Regions from separate parts of the Homo sapiens genome. Here region 2 is linked to region 1. The links are chromatin contacts, found by Hi-C or POLR2A ChIA-PET in ENCODE. All regions are on one chromosome and are shown on one strand. The core of a region is the stretch at or near the end of the contact, and the rest is flanking DNA. Distances in the headings are between cores, read along the strand shown.

Region 1 (2,700 bases), core at 167-2,666:
AAAAGTGCCAAAGAATGTGTGTGTGTGTGTGTGTGTGTGTGTGTGTGTGTGTGTGTGAGAGAGAGAGAGAGAGTGAGAGAGAAAGAGCAGGGGTACGGGGGGCAATGACTACTACCACAATAAGCCCACCCCTACATTTAAGGATGTTAGTCTTCTAAGCACTTGACCTATATCATCTCATTTAATTCTCACAATCACCTATTGAGGAAATTACTGTAATTCCCATTTTACGGATGAGAAAACAGTTTCCGGAAAGTGAAGTGACTTACCCCCAGAGTTACCCAGCTCATAAGGGCTTTGGAGCTGGGATTTATCCAGTTCTACATGACCTGAATACTGTGTTTTCTCCAGCACATGCTGAGCCGACTGCCCCCAATAGAACTGTCTTTTTTTTGCCCATGAAGAAAAGGAGGCTCAGAGAAGTGACTTACCCAAAGTCACACAAGGAGAAAATAGCAGGGTCACGATCAGAATCCAGTTCATCTGTCTCCAAAGCAAATGTTCCCACTATACCAAATCAAGGTCTCCTTCCCTAAGCCCTGCCAACGACCCCTCACACGCAGGAGCAGGGCAGACTAGCTCACAGTCTGGCCTCTGAGGTCCTCTCTCCCTCCTCTCGGCCTCAGCTGACTTACTGGCAGAGTGGGGTCCTGGGAGAGCTGCTGCGGACGTTCCTGTCAAGCAGTGAATCACTAAGGGCAAGCCTCGTTCTGGAGACATGTGCATCCCACGGGGGAATTAGACCTTAACCCAAAGGAATGTGGCTGTGATGGCGGAATTTCAGGCAGCTCGGCGTGGGGGTGGGGGCCCCTCACATCTTACCACCCATGAAGAAGGCTGGGTTCAGAGCCCCTTGGAGAGCGGTGGGTGCCCCCTACCCCACTACGAGAAATGGGCAGGCCATCTAGTGCTGTGGGATGGGCAGCCCCACGCCTGGCTGGGATCGGAGCGTTGCAGGAAACCTGAATTCAAATTCCGGTTTGCCCTTGCCTAGCTGTGTGTTCCTGGGCAAGTCACGGTCTTCAGGCCATTGTTTTCCCAGCTGTCAAATGGGAAGGCCGGCCTCACCCCTTTGCGGGAAAGATCCGCCAAGACAGGAGCGCTGGGGAACTCCCAGGGACCGAGGGAGGGTCAGCCCCGGCTCCACGCGCGCAGTGGGGATGGCGGGAGGGGAGTGTTTGGGGGGCGTCCCTTGGGACCAGCCCCCGCCTTGCGCTCGCTAGAGGCGCGCGACAGTGCGCCCCCCGAGGGCCGGCCAGCCTCGCCTGCCCGGCGGCTCCTACCTGGCTCAGCGCGGCCGCAGCTCCTCTCCCGGGCAGTCTCGGCACATTTTGCGCAAACCCGCCCCCGGGTCCCACCCCGCGCCAGACCCCGGGGTCACGGCCCGAGGAGGAGCAGGCCGCTCAGCTGCCCCACCGGAGCCCCCGCGCTCCGGCTGCAATTTAAATACCTCTCCCGCCGGCCCGCCCCGCCACGCCCCCCTCTGGCGAGGCCGTGGGGTCCTAGCGCCTGGCCCCGTGCCTCGGTTTATCCGGAGCCGGCGGGGGCGGAGTGGGGTGGGGCGGCGAAGCATCTTCACCACCCTGGGACCTCGGCCGGGAAGGGGCGGGGGCCCAGTGTGGGGGGATGAGAGGGCGGGAGGGAGAGGGGTTGCAGAGGAAGCGCCGTGGGAGCGAGGCCCATCCCAGCGGCCGCCGCACGTGCAGTTCGCGGCCCCGCGGGGTCCGGAGGGGGGCGCGGTGGCTCTAGGAGCCGCAGGTCCACAGAGGAAATCCGGCCTGGCCCCGATTTCCCAGCTGCTGGCGCCGCCGCACTTAACGCGGGGGCAAACAGGCGAGGTGACGGCGGGGCTGAATGCGGAAGGAAATGACCCTTCGCTGGCCCTGGGGCGGCCGCGGAGGGGGTTCCCCGCACCAAGCCGTCCACTCTGGTGGGTCCTGGCAGGTCACTTTTCCTCTCCGGATTGTGCTCTAGTGTCTGGACCCGTACTCCTCCATCATCTGCGGGACCCTTCAACAGCCTGTGAAACGGCACCATCAAAGTCCTGTTTTCGGATGGAGAAGCTGAGGCTAGGGGTGGGGGCAGTGTGTACACATGAAAACCAATTGTCTGAGACTAGTAAGGTCCCTATTTATAGCTGGGGAACCTGAGGCTCAGAAAAGGTTAAATGGCGTGTCCAAAGTCAACACAGCTAATAAGAATCAGTGATTTGAGCCCAATCTGTTCATAAAGCTAAGTCTGATTCAGTTTGGGCATTATCTTGCCCGAATTTTTAAAGTACTGTGCAAATATGGGGTGGCGGTATTGTCATTTAGATTGGAGGTTGAAGCAGATCTTTCCCAAAGCCACCTCTCTTCTAGATGCCTTGACCCTACCAAATCACAGGTACCCTGCCTTGCTGCCTGTGGACTCTAGTATGCGGGTCCCTAGAAGAGAGGGGCCCTGGCTGTCCTCCAGGTCCTGGTTCCAAGTGTAGAAGGGGCCTCTTCCACAGTGTTTCTCTTCCCTGATCGTCACCAGCCCTGAGAGTGGGGCAGGGTGCCCCATTTTACATGCATGAAAGTGACCACCCAGGGCCTTGTGGCAAATCAGGGTAAGGCTGGGCTCAGAAGCGGGATTCCCTGAAGTCTCTACAGTTACTGCCTTTTCTTACCCCTGTTCAGTCCACTGTGGAGATGGATCTGGGGAGATGGGGTCAAC
Region 2 (2,700 bases), core at 149-2,648, 110 kb after region 1:
CAGGCTCCTAGCCTTTTCTCTGCACATTCCTAACTGGCAGGGTCCACAGGTGTCAACCCAAGTGCATCCCCAAGACCACACAATGGCTCTGAGTGCAGAAAGGACCTGCAAGACCAGTTTGTTTTCTGGGCAGCAGATGATTTTGCTGGCCTGAGGCCTGGGGCAGTGGTCTCCACTCCTACCTCACCACCTCTCTAGTGTCTTCCTTCTTCCCCAAGTAGACCGGCATGCATGCACACACAGGCCCAAGCAACTCCTTTTTTTTTTTTTTTTTTTAATGAATAAGAAAAAGTAATAAGGAAAGAAGCAGCAAGCAGACTGGGTGTGTTAACAAGTCTGGGCCACTGCAGGAGGTACATTGCCCAATTTCTGCACCCCGAGGCCCTCCAAAGTCTAGGAGAAGCTCCTGGGAGGTCCAGGGCCCAAGACCAAAGCCTCTATCAACTCTCCCACCTGTGAACTGCCCCTCTCCCAAGGTAGGCATTGTCGGGGTGTGTAGACTGGGAGCCACCCACACACCTGACTCTCCCCTCCTAGGAAATGCGTCCACCAGGTCATTTCTCCTGCAAACCCTCATTTTAAAGTGTCTTGGATGCTTTCCTGCCCTTTTTTTTTTTTTTTAACATAAAGAGGGGTGAGAGCCCAAGAGCTACAGCAGGGGGAATAGACTGAAACTGCTGCCTACTCACACGCCAGTTTCCCTTCTTAGAACTCTAACCAGAAGCCAATGGTTTCCTCCTAAAAGAAAAACTCAATCTGTTGACTTTCTCTCTCCTCTCCTGCCAGCTTTTCTGCCCGAGCCGGGCTCTCTCTTCTCTGTGGGTTCGTCTTTCAGCCAGTCTTTCTCTGCTTCAGATTCTTGGTTTCTTGCTCCCGGTAGTCCCTGAACCTCTTTCACTCTTTAAAAAAAAATGGGGAGGGGCGGTGAACAAGCAAAGAGGAAGCCCTCACCCACCCACCAAATCTCTTTCTTACTAGCAACTAATTCCCTCTCTCTTTCCACACACACAGTCATACACACACATACACATACACAGGCACGTACTCCGGCGACCTCCAGATGTTCCCGACAGTGCGGCCATCTGCTTAGATTGCTGGGGCGCGCAGGGGGAGGGGGCAGGGATCCGGGATGCAGGAAGCTGTGAGCGAGGCCAACTAGAGGGGGCGGGAGCAGCGCACTTTTGAGACGCTCCCTAGAGTGGAACCCGGGCTCGGCTCAGGCTCCGCGGGCGGGGCGCGCGCCGAGAGAGGCTGGCACTTTGGCGACACTCCCTGAGCCGCCCCGCGGCCGGCCCGAGCCGCCACCCGGCGCCCGGCAGGGGGGAGCCTGGCTGCGGGCGGGGACCGGGGGGCGGGCCGCGCCGCGCGGAGAAAAGCGCTGGCCGGAGGGCCCGCGGCCGGGCCGCCGGGGTGAGCGTGCCGAGGCGGCTGTGGCGCAGGCTTCCAGGTGAGTGCAGTTCCCCGGGCGGGGCGAGAGTCCGCGCTGCGGTTGAAGATCCCAAGTCCCCGATCCTAGCCTCGCGGCCCCTTCGGAGGGCGGGCTGGGGACGCCGGGCGCAGGGGCGGGGCTGGGTCCCGCCGAGGCCCCTCAACTTTCGTCGGACGCCTAGGGCTGGGCGGGAGTGGGGAACGCCGACCCAGGGGAGAGGTCTTGCGGGAGACAAAGGCTACGCCCAGGGGCCGTGTGGGTCTTTGTGCGGACACGTGCATCTCACGTTTGTGGGTCTTTGTGGATTTGCGGTCGGGGACGCGCCGCTGTCGGTGCCTTTGTGTGTCCGTGGCTTTGCGCGGCTGCTTTGCGCCCGTGTCCACGTTTGCGGGCCTGCGCTTGGCTGTGGGCGTCGGTGGGCGCATCGCGTGTCTCCGCGTACGTGGTCGGTGCCTGCCGACGTGTCTGGGCTGGGTGTCCGCAGAGGGTGTGCGCACCGAGAGCCCAACGCCGCCCCACCCCCCCGCTCCCCCGCCGTCCCCTCGGGCCCACGACTTGGCTCCAAACTTTTCTCCCGGTTCCTCGGGCAACAGCCCCAGTCCTCCCCACCGCTACCCGGCCGGGGGCGCAGACAGCCCTCCCCCTCCCCCTCCTGAGGTCCCAGGACAGCAAGGGGCTGCGACGGGATTGGTGGTCGGGGGATCGGCAGCGCCTGGGGACTGGCTGGGCAGGGGCTGGGCGGAGCGTGCGGACTCCCCCTCAGACCCCGGCTGGGAGGAAGAGGCGAGCGGTGGGTCCCAGGCTCCGGCCCTGGGCTGGGGAGAGGAAGGGACAGGGCGGCTGGCGTTGCCCTCCCCGCGCTTCTTGGAAAGAGTGTGATCCAGAGTTGCGTCTGTTTGGTAGGGAGACAGGCTCCGCTTTGAGACCCACTCTCCGTTTGCAGCCCGCCCCCGGGGTAGGGGGCCAACCCTCGGACCCGGTAGGGGAGAGGGGGACTGCCAGTCCAGATCTGGGCATGCCCGAGGCGCCGGCTCACAGGACCCGGAGCTGGGCTGGGGGCCGTGGGAGCCTCACATACACAGGTTTCAACTGGGACGGCCACTGGCCCCTGTGCGGCGCTGGCAAGTTGCTCAGCTTCGCGGAGTCGCGGTCACTCTGGCACGGACAGGGCGAGAACTCCCTCGCGGCTCGGGGCGTGCGGTGGGAATAACCCGCGCCTCTGGAGCCGGGCGGAGAGCAGCGCCAGCCCACACTTGGCCTGGCGAGGAGGT

What was found. Hi-C counts contacts between places; a loop is a spot of excess contacts on that map. ChIA-PET counts read pairs that join two places held with the same protein, here RNA polymerase II (POLR2A). Pooled maps may share reads with other maps.
Region 2: a loop to region 1 is called in a pooled map, with 2.3 times the contacts of the local background. The contact joins the promoter of TSKU here to the promoter of LRRC32 in region 1. A Hi-C loop is called at or near these places in 1 of 50 pooled maps. POLR2A ChIA-PET finds 5 or more read pairs at or near these places in 3 of 52 experiments (activated CD4-positive, alpha-beta T cell, activated T-cell and activated naive CD4-positive, alpha-beta T cell).

Annotation. Positions count from the first base shown.
Region 1 is chr11:76,669,331-76,672,030 of GRCh38, forward strand. It overlaps LRRC32 (leucine rich repeat containing 32), which reads right to left and starts at 1,417. Exons shown (of 3, transcript NM_001128922.2): 1 at 1,284-1,417. RefSeq lists silencers at 1,172-1,301, 1,362-1,561.
Region 2 is chr11:76,781,958-76,784,657 of GRCh38, forward strand. TSKU (tsukushi, small leucine rich proteoglycan) reads left to right here and starts at 1,399. Exons shown (of 2, transcript NM_015516.4): 1 at 1,399-1,447. It overlaps TSKU-AS1 (TSKU antisense RNA 1), which reads right to left and starts at 1,105. Exons shown (of 2, transcript NR_120562.1): 1 at 1,046-1,105; 2 at 624-899. RefSeq lists enhancers at 636-825, 1,060-1,704 and a silencer at 1,256-1,345.